Regions from separate parts of the Mus musculus genome. Here region 2 is linked to region 1. The links are chromatin loops, found by intact Hi-C in ENCODE. Cell type or tissue: heart. All regions are shown on one strand. Links, peaks and the distances in the headings refer to the core of each region. The heading gives the core; the rest is flanking DNA.

Region 1 (8,328 bases), core at 139-8,138:
CTAAGTTATCTCCTGGTCATTTCCCCCTCCCTCAGGGGTAATATCACTCTAATTGAAAATGTTTGCCCTAAGCCACACACCCCCCAAGTCCCCTTCATTCACCAGACAGTAACTATGTTCAAAGCTTTAAGCTAAATGCTGAGGGTGAGGAAGACAATGGGCCTGGTTTCTAACTTGCTTCCAAGAAGCAAGCTGTCTTGTTCAATCATCTGGATATCTGTAGTGTTAAGATGGTACTGTTCGTTTATATCATTGCTAGAGAGAAAAACAGCATCCGGTTCCAAAGAGCCTGAAACAATAACCATCCACGTCCACCCCAGATTAAGATCCTCCTCTGAAGCGAGAGCAGGACCTTCTATACCCAGGTACAGCTCTAAGAGTCAAAGCCCCCTGAACTACCTATGTAGTCCCCCAGCCCCCACAGCTATGAAACACTATGCAGCCTTTCCTGTAGCCATCCACTGTCTACTGGGAACAGCCCAGGCTAAGCCTTGGGGTAGCCAAGGATGTGCTTCCCAGTTTGCATCATAAATGTTTCCCACTGAGGCCAGTGAGAGGGCTCATCAGGTAAAAGCTGTCGCCAGTCTTGATCCCAAAACACATAGAGTGGAAGGAGAGAACCAACTCCTGCAAACTGTCCTGTGACCTCCACATGTGCACTGTGGTTCTTTGGGACACACATGCACACATATGCACGCACACAAACGTACACTAAATAAATGTCAAATAGAAAAGTATTTCCCACTGAGCTAGGCATGGTGGTAAGCACCTGTAATTCCAAACTCAGGAAGTAGAAACAGGAAGATCATGAGTTCCAGGCCAGCCTGTGCTAACAGTGAGCCCCCATCCCACCACTAACCCCACTACAGACTACTGATGCTGCCCTTGGTTACTCCCCAGAGGAGGAACTAAATCCCTCCTGCTGCAGTCACCATGCACTTCAGAGGCAGGAATCAGAGGCCACTGAGGAAACTGACCTGCACGCCTCCTCCCCGAGGCCCAGCTTTCATGGTACTGGGAGGGATGCAACCACAGTCCTGCCCAGCTGTGATGTCTACAAACCACAGCAGCAGTCAGCACGGCACAGTAAAGGGGGCAGGAGAGGTGTGAACACCAGGGCAGTAACAAACAATTTTCTACTTGGACTTAAGACCCTCTCAACATAGGAAAAGCATGCCCAGCCAACTACCCTGGGCTATGCAATCCTGAAGGAGAACCTACAACCACCACCTCACAAACCAGCATAATCCCCGACTACACTCAAAAGTATTTGTCCTTATACCCACAGAGAAGTATAGTCCTCATCTCAGAACTGCTGTGCAATAGAGACCATTACAGAAAACCACAACCAACCAAAACGCAGAGTTGAGGAGCCCAATCTCCCAATGAATACATCCACAGAACAACTCCTACACCCAAGGCTCAGGGATCACTGGGGAAGAAGGAACTGAAAACCTTCAAGAGCCGAGGATCAGGAAGTTTGCTGAGATTTGTGTCTCCAAGGATGTCAGAAACTACACCCAGAAAGTCTCTCAACATGGCTGCCTAAACATAAGCTGAACAAGGACAACAGACTTGCTAACATGGATAGAAGAAAGGCCAAGAGATGTGAACCCTACAGGCAACCAATACTGTGAGTGGGAGAAACAGTATTACCCAGGGAAGAACAGACCAATTAGCTATCCAATACCAAACAGTCAACCCTGACGCTGACACACACTGACTGACACACACACACACACACACACACACACACACACTAGTATATAGCAGGTGTATTTATGTATTTAGGAACATATATATACTATGTTATATAAAAATCATTTTAAAAAGAGGCCATGAATTTGAAGGAGAGCAAGTGAGAATATATGGAAAGGTTTGGAGGGAAAGGGGGAATAATGCAATTATAGTCTCAAAAAAGTAATTAAAGGGGCTGGGGAGATGGCTCCGTGGTTAAGAGAACTGGCTGCTCTTCCAGAGGTTCAGAGTTCAATTCCCAGCAACCACATTGTGGCTCACAACCATCCATAATGAGATCTGATGCCCTATTCTGGCATGCGGGTATACATGCAGATAGAGCACTCATATACATAAAAATAAATAAAAAATAACTTTAAAAAAAGTAATTAAAAACAACAAAGCAGATTGTTACCAGAAACTTGCAAGTCAAAGGAAAGACTTGAGCCCATCTCATCTTCTTCATTCCTATCCCAAAGTTACTTCATACCCACAGTCTCCTTACAGAAGCAAGAATAACTCAGATCAAGTCACTTACTTTCTTTGTCTTCTCCACTCAGAATAAGTTCCAGCCTCACATGATACGGCCCCAGCCTCACCTAGACAGCACCTCACTTATTTACATCTCACAGCCATGCTACTGTCTGTCCAAAACCCTGCACACCACCTGCCTCTCTTTCCTACTGGCCGTGGAATTCACTTCTGTTTTCTCTGCTAAGCACTTCTGAATGAAAAAAGAAAAACAGCAAGCTTTCACATTAATTATGATTAAGAAGCTTAAACTTGGGAAACAAGGTTGCATAGGAAGAAGAAACTGTCTCTAATCTGAGACAACAGAGCTAAAACTGCACTGACTTCTGCTTTTAACCTGCTCACCCTTTCCCCTTTTCTAAAGAAAAAAAAAAAAAAGGTCATTTTCTCCCTTGAGAATTGAGCACCACCAATATCACACGGATAGCAAGTTCCATCTGCTAAAGATAAAACTATCATAACCAGAGCCTGTAAAGGAACAAAAGGGTCATCCTAAAATATAAGATTGTGACAACGCCTAACCCCATATAAACCATCAAACACAGAGACGGCTAAGAGACGGCTGGAAGCTACAGCTGCACGCTGATATTAGTCTCTCCTTTCTCTGAGTGCCGAGAATTCTCTTAGGGGAAGGTTGGGGACCATCCACACTTCCCAACATTTTCATGCCCCAGACTAAAGTGTTCTTTAAGTACTGATTTCCACTAAAATGCTACGTCAGAAGAGGACCTACAAGACAACACTAATCGGATTAAGCGCCTGTTGATACTCTCCACTCTACTGCTCCTCCCTCCCTCCCTTTCTCAGGAGCGCACTTAAAAACCCTTAGCCACTTTATCTGAAGTTGACACTGGGAAAGCGGGGCCGCATCTGACTGCTTACTTCTCAATTCCCAGTACCTAGGACCGGGCCTGGCTCAATTAAGAAAGTCCCAAGTCTTGATAATGAATTCTACGTCCCGTTGGTCACTGATCACTCTTTTGGCGGCTCCGCCTGTCTCCACAACTCCTTCCACAGAAAGCCCGTCACAGTTCTTCCCGGCTTCCAGGGGCCTACGTGCAGAAGGTTCGCTCCGGCGGCCGTCTCAAGACTTCTCGGTCCCCAGAGGCCAGGGAAAGTGATAAAGCCGGAGCTCCGACCTCCGCTGGAACTCACTCACCTTCTTCTTCTCCAGACCTCCCATAGCTCCACGTTGAGAAATTCAAGGCAGCCAGAACACCAGAGCTACTTCCTCCCGCACGTGCCCTGCCTAGGGCCCTGAAGGACCCCACGCCGCCAGCTGAGGGCTGTCTGAAAATATGCCTGTACAAATCCAGAGAAAGTTGTGCTTTTGGCGACCTCGTTATTTACAACCAAATTCTCTAAAGCTCAACAATTGTGGTAGTTCTTTCAGTTCTTTTCTTAGTTACCAAAATCTATAGACAAGCTTTAAAGCAACATGGAAATTTAGGCAGTTTTATAAGCACCCTAGACACGGTTGTTTGAGCACGCGAGCCCCAGTGCATTTTGGGATACAGCAGGACTGAAGGGATGGGAGACAGACAGCCCGGAGCCTTCTGGGATTCAGAGAGCTCTGTAGTTTGGCCTCTAATCCAGAGATCCGCCTGCCTCTGCCTCCAGAGTACTGGGATTAAAGATGTGTGTCACCACGCCTGGCTGATGTTTTCTTTAAAAACCAAACCAACCAAACAAACAAACAAAAACAGAAATGCTCACTAAACCTAAAGCTACTAGTTTTTGTAATGCTAGGCCAGTGAGTTTAAGGGAGTTCAATTGTCATGGCAACGGTTGCTAGGCGTTGTAAACCCAGCTGACCAGATTTTGCCTTGTTGACCTTAGATTCAGCTGCACCTAGTTTGTTCAAGTTAGAATAAAATAGAGCAAAGGCCGACCTTTGACCTCCCACGGACACGGAGAGGGTCTAAGGAACTGCTTATATTTGGGGAATGAGTTGAGGCAGAAGGGACGGATCTCTGTGAGTCCGAGGCTAAGTTCCAGGACAGCGAGGGTATTGAGTGACGCACTGTCGAAACAAAACAAAAATGAAAAGAAAGAAAAATAATGGAAGGCATAGCATGATGGTGGTGCCTGTAATCCCAGCACACAGGAGTCTGAGGCTGGGAGAGCACAAGTTTCAGGCCAGCCTGTGCTAGAGATAGTGTTTCAAAACAACAAAACCAAGAAAACAAAACAGGACTGAGGAGATGGCCCAGTGGACAGAATTCCTGACATGCAAGCATAAGGATATGGAGTTCAGATCTGCAACACACACATAAAAGTTGTGCGCACATTTAAAACATATCATTCCATCTATAAAGATAATTTTTAAACTTATGAGATCTGATGATAGGTTTAAGTCAGTCTTAAAGGTGGTAATTTCATGTTTATAAAAAAGTTAAAATTTATGACTTTTTTATCAATTTCCTTTAAATTTTATTACTTTTACTTCAAAATGTTAAAAAAATTCTTGGTTTTCTGCTTAAAGTCATGTATAGCTGAAATGTAACTTTGAAAGATGAGTTTAATAAGAATGAACATTCTCTTTATCAGTATTTATAAGAGTGGTTTTGTATACTTGATACAGTAAGCATATTTATCTCTTTAAAAAAGAAACTGTGATTTCCATATGTTGAATATATATTTATACTAAAATAAAGTACCAAAATCCAAAAAAAAAAAAAAAGTTGTGTGCAGGCACTCGGAAGGCAGAGGCTGGTGAATCTCTGAGTTCTAGGCCAACCTGGTCCTCAGAGTGCGGTCCAGGACAGCCAGAGTCACAAAAGAAACCTTGTCTCAAGAAAACAAAACAAAAGTTGCAGTGGGGGCTGTAATACCAGATCTGGTAGGAGAGAGAAGGGAATCACTAATTTGGACATGGGATAATTGGATCCCTTAAGCTCACTTGCCAGTCAGCCTAGCATTACAAAAGTTAGCAGTTTTAGGTTTAGCAAGCACTTCTCTTTCTTTTAAAAAGGGGAAACATCAGCTAGGCGTGGTGGCAAACACCTTTATTCCCAGCACCCTGGAAACAGAGGCAGTAGGATCTCTGAGTCCAGGGCCAGACTAGTCTATAGAGTTAGTTCCAGGAGAGTGGGGGCCATGCAGGGAAATCCTGTCAAAACAACAACAACAAAAACACTAAAACAAAACAACCAGTCAACTTTATTCATACACATCTGAACATATAGTGAGAGGCCAAACCTACTCCATCTTGGGCCCAGCCTTCATCTTAAAGAAAAGGGAGCCTGAGAACATGACCTGCAGCAGAGCCCAAGCTGTACCCATGTACCAGGAAGGACCCCACGGCTTGCTGTTGGCCAGAGTCACTCCCTAGCTACTCCCTAACAACAGTTAATCAAAGATTAGTCGGTTTCAGATGCATTTTCAGACCATTTGTGATTGTATACGGTCTTTCTTCAGAGCACTAACCTGTTGGCTTATAGTCACTCTATGAGATGCTTGCCAGACTTGACACCCCCTCCCTCATCCCTCACTTGCTCCTATTTTCCTATAAAATGTATCCTGTTCGAGGCTGTTCCTCCTTCCCTTCCCATCCTGCTATGTCAGGGTTGGATTAGAGGGGGGCCCAAGCCAGGGCTTGTCATAAAGAGACCCTAATGCTATTACATTGGAAAGGGCTCCTTGGTGTTGTTTTGGGGTTCATGAGTGCTTCCTAGCACCACAATAGTTGCACATTCGCACATGAACACTGAGGTGTTACAGCTCTGAGGGGAAAGGCATCTTGGCAGTCAGGAGCTAAGGAAAACCACAAAGTCACACTGCACAAAAAAACCTCACAAGAAATTCATTGGGAGCCCGGCATGGTAGCGCACGCCTTAAATCCCAGCACTTGGGAGGTAGAGGCAGGCAGGTCTCTGAGTTCGAGGCCAGCCTGGTCTACAGAGTGAGTTCCAGGACAGTCAAGGCTACACAGAGAAACCCTGTCTCGGAAAAAAAAAAAAAAAAAAAGAAGAAAGAAATTCATTGGGAAAGACAAGAAGTTGGCTGCCTCTGCCTGGGAGAAAAGCACTAAAGAACTGAGCAGAAGGCAGGCTTTACATAGGGCTTCTTGGGGTTGGGGCTTTCCAGAGTGGCCTGGGATTGGTCGGATTTTGTGGCCCCATTTTGGGCTTTTTATCTCTGTGGTCAGAGCTTGGCTGACTGCCTCTTGAAAGGTTTTTAGAGTAGTCTGGTCATGCTGCACCTCAAGGGGCTCTCTCTCTCTGTCTCTCTCTCTCTCTCTCTCTCTCACACACACACACACACACACACCTAAAGTTGAGCAGAATGAGGTAATTCATGGAATGTTCTTAAATATGTATTTAACAAATCTGAGCTTAAAAGCTAAACAAGGTTGCAAGTTCCACACTGGGATTCAGGACACGGCCCCATAAATAAAGCCCTGGAGGGCAATGGTGAAGACTCATTTAGATCCTCAGAGCCCACGGAAAGCTGAATCTATACTTCTGTGACTCCTATGATAGATGGGAGCCAGACCATGGAAAGCTCACAGGACAGCTAGAGTATGCATCTCACTGGTGCTTACGTGTTCACTACAACAATAAACTGTCTCAAGCAATGGAAGGAGAGGACCAATACCTACTGCTGTCCTCTGACCTCCACACTCATACCATGGCTCATGTGCACCTACACTCCCACACAGGAACCTGCACACACACATGCATACTCCACATACACAGTATACACACACATATAAAAAGACAAGTCCTGTATTGTTTCCCTTAAGGAACAATCACAAGATATGCATATTCACACTTGCTTTAGGTGGTTGTTTTGTGTATGCAATGGCAGAAATATATGTTTTGTGTCTTTTCACAGTAGCAAAATTTATTTAATAATAAAGTCACAGAGTATGTCAGTTTCCTTGGCTGCAGTCTGTCAACTGATCCCAATTTTGTTTGCTAGCTGGCCACTGGCAATCACAGTTTCTTTGTTTCAATCTTAATTATGAAATCAATCCATAGATTACATATTATACATACACACATGTGTACATACAGACACACACACGTACAGATTATAGGCTGGCGAAGAAAGAGTGCAGAATCCAGGAAGACTATCCTGAAGTTAGAAACAGGATTGACACAGGAGCAAGGGAAAGTCTGTAGGCAGCCAGATAAAAAAGGCTTATGAACCACAGGCAAGAGCAAAGTCACTCAGATTCAGGGATAGCTGCAGTATGGACTGGACGGCAGGTGACTCCATTTGATGGTCTTTTTTGTACCTCTAAATTTGATTCCAGTTGAATGTCACCAGCAGGGGAAACTGGCATTGGAGCCTTGAGACATAGGCAGGAGTCCTTTGCTGTGGCAATTTTCCTAGTCAAGATTTGTAACAAATGACTGTTATGGTTTTGATCATGGGATAAGCCCAGCACTCAAAAGACAGAGGCAGATAGATCTGAGTTCAAGGACAGCCTGGTCTATAGAGCAAGTTTCAGGACAGCCAGGGATACACAGAGAAACCCTGTCTAGAAAAAAACAAAATAATAATAATAATAAATGACTTAGTTCATGCATATGAATGTTTTCTGCATGTGTGTATATGCACTGTATCTGTGCCTGGTGCCCATACAGAGGCTAGTAGAGAGCATTGGATTCCCTAGGACTGAAGTTAAAGGAAGTTGTGAGCTACCATGCATGTGCTCAAAACAAACCCAGGTCCACTGCATGATCAGCAAGTGATCTCTCTAGCCCCTAAGAAGTTTTTTTGTTTGTTTGTTTTGTTTTAAGTTTAAAGTCATGGCCCATGTAATTCACCTGACCCAAGGTCATGTTCATAGAAGCTATCCCCTGGAGATGCAGATTTTAAACACTGCTGAATGCCAGAGCAATTTGAATTTTGTTTTCTATTCTAAAGCTAAAACACAAACAAATAAACTTCAGCAATCATACAAACATGAAGCACAAGATGAAAACTAGGAGCAGAAGAAATGATCTCGAAAATGCTGGAGAGTTTTTGAAAAACTGTGAGGAAAGTCGAGGCTTGGGACATTTACAGCATAAGACAGAGAGGAGAGTGTTTGGGAATGAAGTGAGA
Region 2 (8,328 bases), core at 89-8,088, 52 kb after region 1:
AGATTTTGATCCTTTCCCTGGAAGTCTCCTACCTACACTCTCTGCCCTTCAACTTGGGTTACTCAGCAGAGATCTACGGGTTCCCGCGGGTATCAGACTCATCGGAGGCAAGTGTGACAGTGTAGATTCCTGGTTCATCTGGGACAGAGATCTGATTTAGGTCTCAGGTGGGACTGGCTTATTTTCACCTGAATTTCTTTGGGAAGGGATTAGGAACGCTTGCAACAGTGCGGAGTCACGACCACCAGAGGGCGCTGCGGGCCGGGCTACACAGTTGCGCTTTGCGATCTTGTTTCTCTAGGCAGGTTGTCATCCAGGACTTGTTTGACAACAGAGCCGGGTGAGGCCTGTGCAGGTGAGCGGGAGCTTCCCCAGAAATCCAATTACCGGAAAGAGTCCAGGATGGACCTTGATTCTTGCTCACGCGTTGGGCTGGGAACAGGTCCCTGGGTTTCAGCTGCTTACCCTAACCTGAATTCAGGTGGGAAACCCGGGAACCATCCAGGATTCTGCTCCGTGGGCCTCATGAAACCCAGCTGTGAGTCACCTCGGAATGCCTAGGGAGCAGCACATAAAGTCGGCTAGCTCGGGATGGATGCCGGCCCGCTGTACCCTGCTTCCCGGAGCTGTGGTTAGCTTTGGTGATTCATTTCCCCTTCTGCTGCCCCAGAGGGGGCGCCGCCCTGGTTTGAGAGGGGGAGAAAAGATCTGGAGTGGAATGGAGGGGGAACAAGATGAGGCAGCCTTAAGGGACCACGTGGTCTAGCTCCGTTGAATTCCAAGATCTCAAGGAGACCTTTGTGGTCTGGGATCAGGTGATGTGGTATGTCTCACTTCAACGCCCTGCTTCTCGACGATGGCAGACAGCTTGGGGACGGCTCTGCAGAGTGCCCAGGGTTTCCAGCACTGGATACTGGTCTTTTTAAGGAAGGCTCTACTTGGCGCTGGAGACAATCCGGATTCCGGTTGGTGGCTGGTACAACCCACACTCTCCACTAAGGGATTCGCGGCCGCAGCTGCGCAAGCCAAGTCGGGAGGCGCAAAGGCTGTGGGAGGGGCTAGACGTCCGCCGGGCTCCGGGGCTGGTACTCGTGGGCGGGGCCCGGGCTGAGCCCAACTTTCCGGGTGGAGCGCAGCTTCGGTAGCGGCGGAGAGGGCAGGGCCGGGAAGCGCTGAGCCGCGCGGGACTCGGGAGGGACTAGAGCCCGGCGCCCGAAGCTGCCAGATCCACCGCGGGAGCCGAGCGGCAGCCAGAACAGCCAGAGCATCCTGAGAGGCTGCAGCCAGTCCGAGCTCGCGATTCCGCGTCCGCCGGCCTATCGGCGTCTATTCCCGGTCCAGTAAAAGGCTAAAGGGGGCTGGGGGAGGGGAGCGACGGCTGCAACCTCCGTTCCCACGCTCGGAATATTATCGACCCTGCCAGACCTGGTCCGGGCCTGAGCACCAAACACGCAGGCGGTCGGGGTCAGTCAGTGACCTCATCCTGACAGTCTGGGGACCAAAGATGGAAAAAGACAAACGGATTCGGTGTGAAAGCATCGCGTGAGCTTAGGGCGCGGAGAAGAGAGAAGGCCTCCCCTGGTGCGGGAGGTGCCCAGGGCTTACGAGGCCTGGGTGGACACCAGCCAGTCCGGCATCTTAGCAGCCACGACCTTCTTCCCTGACCAGAATTATCGGCTGGCTCAGAGTCTAGCACCTGAAGTGTTGCCCTCTCCTGTCCGAGGAATCAGGACCAGGCTCAGCGACTCCCTGGAAAGCCTGCCTCCTGCCCCAGCCCCACTGGTGCGGATGTGCCGCTGCCCACTGGAGCACCATGAAGGCATGATGACCTCAGCCGAAGCAGTTGCTGTGGCTGGAAGTGCCCAGGAGCATGGCCGCCCCAAGTGGCCTCCGGACAAACCCCAGGTCCTTGGGCAGCCTGCTCCGGCGAGAGTGGTTGTGGCAGCACTGGTGTGGCTGTTGGCGGGAGCCAGCATGTCAAGCCTCAACAAGTGGATCTTCACAGTGCATGGCTTCGGACGGCCCCTGCTGCTTTCAGCACTGCACATGCTGGCAGCCGCCCTGGCATGCCACTGGGGGGCCCAGCGCCCCGTGCCGCACAGCATCCACCGTCGAGTGCTGCTGCTCAGCCTCACCTTCGGTACCTCCATGGCGTGCGGCAACGTGGGCCTGAGCACTGTCCCCTTGGACCTAGCACAGCTGGCCACCACCACCACACCACTGTTCACAATGGCCTTGTCTGCGTTGCTGCTTGGCCGAAGACACCATCCTCTGCAGTTTGCTGCCATGGGCCCGCTCTGCCTAGGGGCTGCATGTAGTCTGGCTGGAGAGCTCCGGGCACCTCCAGCTGGTTGCGGCTTCTTGCTGGTGGCCACCTGTCTGCGAGGCTTCAAGTCTGTTCAACAAAGTGAGTGCCTGGGTCTCCACCTGAGGAGGTGGGGGGTGTGGCCGTGATGTTCCTGGGAAAGGGGAGGGGGCAGTGATCCTCTTTACAGGCAAGGCTCAGAGAGTATTCAGTGAGTTCCGGCCTCAAACTTAAGCCTTAGAGGCATAGTTAATAACAGTTGTTGGTGAAATGTTTCTATAACTCGAGAATCCTTTTGTTCCACCGCATCCTACTGCCTCTCGTTGAAGCAAGCACACTTTATTATCCCCACTTGACAGCCGTGCAGAGCCTGGGCCTTGTGCCAGTAAGCAACAGAGGCAAGATTTGAGAGTGGCATTCAGACTCCAGGCTGTCTAAGCTGTGTGTCCTAGGATTAGGAACTCAGAAGGCCAGGGAGTATAAACTAGGGAAGAGAAGGGAACGCAGAAAGGCCTTAAGCTGGTTGGGAACACAGGGGTTTCTCAGAGCTTTTACCAGGAGCTACAGTGTGCTGAACTTGGTTCTGGGTGCTGATCATAGGTTGTCATGACAATGTCCATCTTTGTCTTCATGTCACAGGCGATGGAATGAATAAGAGAGCATTTTACTGGGGCAGAGGAGGTTAGGCTGTCCTGCTGAGAAGCTCAGGTCGGCCTTAAACTTATGATCCTCCTAACTCAACCCTCCTGAGTGCTGCCAAGGAGGTTTTTTTTTGTTTTTTGTTTTTTGTTTTTTTGTTTTTGTTTTTGTTTTTTCAAGACAGGGTTTCTCTGTGTAGCCCTGGCTGTCCTGGAACTCACTTTGTAGACCAGGCTGGCCTCGAACTCAGAAATCCACCTGCCTCTGCCTCCCGAGTGCTGGGATTAAAGGCGTGCACCACCACGCCCGGCTTCCAAGGAGGTTTATGATTGGCCCAGGGTCACAAGGCTCCCAAGGACTCCAAGTCTGGTCTGTGTGACTGGGTGCTGGCTCTGTCATGTGTGGGCAGCAGCAGGACTGAGGGCAGAAGTAAGTTATCCTTCCCTGCCCAGCCCCGTGTGCTAGGGGGTAGAGGCTGACTTCCTGTCTGAGCAGTTGAGGGGCTTTTGAGTCATAGCTCTACTGTCTCTCCACCTTAATCCAAGGAAGAAGTAGGAGAGTTAGAATGTAAGGGGTCCCCAGGGCTGCTGAGCTATGGTTGCTGTAACCTGCAGTGAGGAATGGCAAAGTGAGGCCTTAGTCCTGCCTGGCATCTTCTGTCTGGAACCCAAAGGTCTTGTCACTATCTCCCCAAGCCATGAGCAGGGTAAAAACAGAGTTCTATTTTAGTCCTCAGGTTACATGAGCTGAGTGAGGCCTGAGCTGGGCCTTGAAGTGGCTCAGGGAAACCTGACTCTGTAGGGCCTTTCTGGGTAGGGACACCAGGCAGAGAAGGCCCGGCCCGGTACTCCTCATACCAGGCTCTGGGCAGCTCCTGCCTGTAGGAGGGGCTGTGGCCAGCCAAGCATTAGGGGGCGCAGGTTGTTCATAGTAGCACGTGACTGGCAGCCACCTCTTGGCTTCTGCTGGCTCTCTTCCTCTCTCTCAAGACTCAGTGTCTTCCACTGAGTGCATTAGGTGCCCTTTACTTGACCAATGGTGGGCTGTTCAGTTCATATTGCCTATCCATCTGCTTCTGCCCAGGCAGTGTGTTGGATCATTTCTGTGTCCTCAGCACTTGGCCTAGGGCCTGGGTTAGGGGAGAAATTCAAATGATGTCTCTAATTGATGGTTGTGATGTCAGTTGATGTCAGATTGGGAAAGATCACTTAGAGAGCTGGGGGTTCCCCCTCAGAAATGGGAGCCTGGCAGAGATGAGAAGAGTGACTGGCTCCAGGATTGGGAGTGGAATTTTTAAAAAGAGGAAGTTTGCTTTGCTAAGGGCTCTTGGACAGGCCCTCGCTCCATCCCTGAAAGCACATGGTGTGAGAGCAGGGGTAGGAGTCCAGAAAGGGAGCTTAAGCAGCCACAGTCAGCCTGGGCTGGCTGCAGGGGCAGGGGGATGTACAGAATGGAGCAGTGCTGCCTTCAGATCCAGAGAGGCAAGGAAAGGAGGTGCCAGCCTGCTGAGCCTGTTGTCATCTGTACACACCTGTGTTTCAGAACTTTCTTTGAGCCCCCAGAGAGTGGGGCACTGTACTTAGCAAGACAGAACTTGTATCAAGCGCAAGGTGGGCACAGGTGTGGTGGGGGCTTGATGAGGCTGCCGAGGGTGCTCTACAGCCACAATGCTGGTGACAGAGCAGCAAAGGATATCCTTGGATGTGGCACAGGCTGTGGCAGAGTCCTGTCAGTCCTCAGATTCAAAGGATGGTGTCCACCTCAGTGCTGAGTGTGTACCCTGAATGTAAGTGCACTCCTGACCCCTCCCCCCATCCACGAGGAGACTGAGGCAGAGAGGTGACTGTTACACAGCTAGGGAAGGGACAAAGTGGTGAGAGGCCAAGAGGTCACTGCTCTGTGTGTGTGTGGCAGAGGTTGAGTGTGTTCAGCCGCTGAAATTACCTTTGAGGCAGGCATGGAGGTGCATGCCTACAATCCTGGCATCCTGGGAGAATGGTGGGTTCAAAGCCAGCTTGGCTACAAAGTCAGATTCTGTCTATAAGCAGAAAAATAGAATGCTTTTTCAGCCTGGCATGGTGGCACATGTCTGTAATCCCATAACTTTAGAATCTGAGACAAGAGGGTCTAGCCAGCCTGGTGTGGGCCAGCCTGGGATCTAGAGAGTGTTCTGGGTCAGCATGAGCTACTCAGAAAACCCTTGTCTCAGGGCTAGTGAGATTGCTCAGTGCGTGAAAGCATTGCTGCACAGATGACCGGAGTATGGAAGGAGGGAACCAGCTCCTGCAAGTTGCCCTGTGACCTTCACATAGTCCACATACATACATACATACATCACACAAATTGCATGCATGTGACATACATATACACACATCATACATATGTGTAATATTTTTTAAGTTACAGAGCTGTCTCAGCCTCCCTCCCCCCTCCCCCACTTTGGAGGAGCTGGGACTGTGTAGCTCAATGATAACTTTCTGGGCCCCAGCACCAGAAGGAAGAAAAAAAAAAAAAGAAATATCTTTGGAAAAGCAGAGCATGACAAAGAGAGTTTTGGCAAGGGCGGGGTCACCGAGAGTCAGGACAACAGGCTAACATTTGGGGAGTTAGTCACTTCTGCCACAGGAATCCCAGCTCCTTTGTGGGCTGCAGGGATGGGGAGGTTGGGCAGGGTGCAGGGGCTGCCCCTGAGAGTGGAGCCCACCTGAAAGCGAAAGCCTTCCTTCCTTCCTGTCTTTGAGGCCAGGCCATGGACAGGGACAGCTCCCTGGTTGATGCACTGGGCGTGAATGAGCAGAGGAGTTATGACTAGCTGCTTGTTTCTAGAAACGCGGGAGCTGGAAACACTGTTGCCTAAAGAACCAAGCCTAGGCAGCCAAATGACCCGAGAGGGGGATAACTACCATTTAAGCACAGGCTCTGAGCAAGCACTGTGGGGCTCCTTGGAAAGTGCATGGGGAAACAGCAATACAGGGCCCAGGAGGGCACCAGCATCCAGTGTTAACTCTCCTCCGCTGACTCAGAGAAGGCTCACCCAGGCTGTGTGGGACTTCAGTGGTGGCCATGCTTTTTCTGTATGAATCAATCAGCTCTATAGAGGCTGGTATGGCCATAGGCACAGACAGCCACGCTTGTGTAGGCGGCAAGATCCCCTTTCCTTGAAAACCTAAAAGGTGTTCTTGTACTTCTGGGTTCATCTTGACAAGCCCCACTGGTGTTGGTAGCTTTTTTGTTGTTGTTGTTGTTGTTGTTGTTTGTTTTTTAAGATACGATGCAGATCATGAAGCCAGAGCCTGTGGTACACACCTGCAATCCCAGCTCTAGGGGGTGGGTAACAACACAGTGGGAGAATGAGAGGATGAAGAGTTCAAGGCTAGCCTCTGCTACATGGCCAGCTCAAAGCTGCCTTTGGCTACGTGAGGATTTGTTTCAGAAAACAAAAGCAAACAAAGCCCCCAATTCCCAATCATAAACAGTGAGTGACTGCCAAGAGCCAACAATGACTGTCTTGTTGGCCCTTTGTCATCTCCGTGGTTGTAAGTGAATGGCATGATGGCTGCTCTCACCATTTTGACTCAAAAGCATTTTCTTAACTGTTTTCCTTCTTTCTCCCCCTCCTCCTCTGTCCATGCTCCTTACCCTCTCCGCCCCCCCCACCCCCCATCAAGCTGCTGCTTCTGTTGTTATAACTGGCAGTGGAGGCGCTAGGCCCTCTGCTGCTCTGCCCCTGCTTCCTGACTGGAGCCGCAAAGACCTTGTTCTTAACATCTCCTCAGCATTTGCCATATTACGGCTTTTGTATATGCTATCCTTGTAAAAATTTCACGTTTTATGCAACTCGATAAGGGAGGAATGGGCATGGGTCACAAGCCCAGGTGGCCTGGCTCCTCCACCACTTGTAAGTCATACTTCAGAGCAGAGTATTAACCCTGCTCAGAGTCAGGACCAGCTTCCGGGAGGCTGTGCTAGGAGGATGGGGCTGTATGGAGCGGGCTCAGTGGGTGCTGTCTCTATACCAGCTGATGATGGTCACTCTCTTGGTTGCAGGTGCTCTGCTGCAAGAAGAGAGGCTGGACACGGTGACCCTGCTGTATGCCACTTCTTTGCCCAGTTTCTGCCTGCTGGCCAGTGCAGCACTGGTGCTGGAGGCTGGCACAGCCCCACCGCTGCCTCCCACTGACTCTCGCCTCTGGGCCTGTGTCCTGCTGAGCTGCTTCTTGTCCGTGGTCTACAACCTGGCCAGCTTCTCCTTGCTGGCCCTCACATCTGCCCTCACTGTCCACGTACTGGGCAACCTCATGGTCGTGGGCAACCTCATCCTGTCCCGGCTCCTGTTCGGCAGCCACCTCAGCGCGCTCAGCTACCTGGGCATCACCCTCACCCTTTCAGGAATGTTTCTTTATCACAACTGTGAGTTGGTGGCCTCCTGGGCTACCCGATGGGGGTTGTGGAACAGGGACCAGCCTGGCAAAGGTCTTTGAGACCTGGGGGAGCTCATGAGCTCTACCTGGACAGCCCCTGCCTGAATCTAACCTTGGACAATGGCCATGAGGAAAGGGAGAGGTGCTATGTCTGCCAGGCCCAGGAGAGAAGGCACCTTCTGGAAGGGCTGCCTGGGAGGCTACACACCAGGGACTTTGAGAGAGACCCACCTCCTGTCCCTGCTTGCCTCACCTCTCACAGCAAACCCTGCCACTGGATGGTGGGTCCAAGTCTGGCACGTGTGCTTGCCAGAGGAACCAGTGTCAACGACTATGATGAAGGTTGCTGGGCAAACTTAGGGAACCTCAAAGTGTTAGGATGAAGACAATGCTCGGTAGTCACACAATCTTTCCTGGGGGGCGAGGGAAGTGGAGGCTGTGAGGGTCACCAGAGCAGGCTTCGTCATGGCTGGGCTCCCCTAAAGATGAGGTAGCCTGTGCCAACTTCAGGTAGCTACTGCGGCTTCACTCTGGTGCCTCCACCCCTGGATTTGGGCCTTCCATCCCCAATAAAGTATTTTTTCTTGGGACACCTCTGTCATTCCTTGGGGCTCCAGCCAAGGGAATATCAAGGGAGTGGTTGGCTACCACATGATTCTCCCTCGCTCCCTGGCCCCGTGTTGGCCTCCAGCCTAGCACTGTTCTCTACAATGCCCCTCCACTGGCCAGGCTACCATAGACCAGCTTCAGGACGGTGGTATTGGTCGCCCCGCTGCCCTGCCTTGCCCTGGTCTGGACCACCTATTTCAGGCACTGTTCTCTTGAAGGGATCTTCCTAAAACCACATGTTCAGGAGCTCTAGTCTGTGCTGGGGACAAAGTCAGGGAGGGCTTCCTGTTGGACACCATGAAGTCCCTCTTAACTCTGTGTTCTTGCCAACTACTGTCTCACTTGTCTCAGGCC

What was found. Hi-C counts contacts between places; a loop is a spot of excess contacts. Peaks named below come from ENCODE experiments on the same cell type or tissue, not always from the same donor. Only the 100,000 strongest peaks of a DNase experiment are listed, where the experiment ranks them.
Region 2: a loop joins it to region 1, with 2.2 times the contacts of the local background. A loop is called at or near these places in 2 of 42 quality-filtered maps.

Annotation. Positions count from the first base shown.
Region 1 is chr11:3,959,160-3,967,487 of GRCm38, reverse strand. Pes1 (pescadillo ribosomal biogenesis factor 1) reads right to left here and starts at 3,513. Exons shown (of 15, transcript NM_022889.3): 1 at 3,428-3,513. The coding sequence starts at 3,451. In heart, for the core only: no CTCF peak of the experiment used is centred there; DNase peaks (open chromatin) are centred at 3,517 and 3,767; H3K4me3 peaks cover 2,110 bases; H3K27ac peaks cover 1,448 bases; H3K27me3 peaks cover 620 bases.
Region 2 is chr11:3,906,648-3,914,975 of GRCm38, reverse strand. It overlaps Slc35e4 (solute carrier family 35, member E4), which reads left to right and starts at 312. Exons shown (of 2, transcript NM_153142.3): 1 at 312-2,407; 2 at 6,992-7,954. The coding sequence starts at 1,789. The coding sequence ends at 7,425. In heart, for the core only: CTCF peaks have their summits at 2,041 and 3,826; DNase peaks (open chromatin) are centred at 735, 1,015, 2,225, 3,845 and 2 weaker places; H3K4me3 peaks cover 3,820 bases; H3K27ac peaks cover 2,892 bases.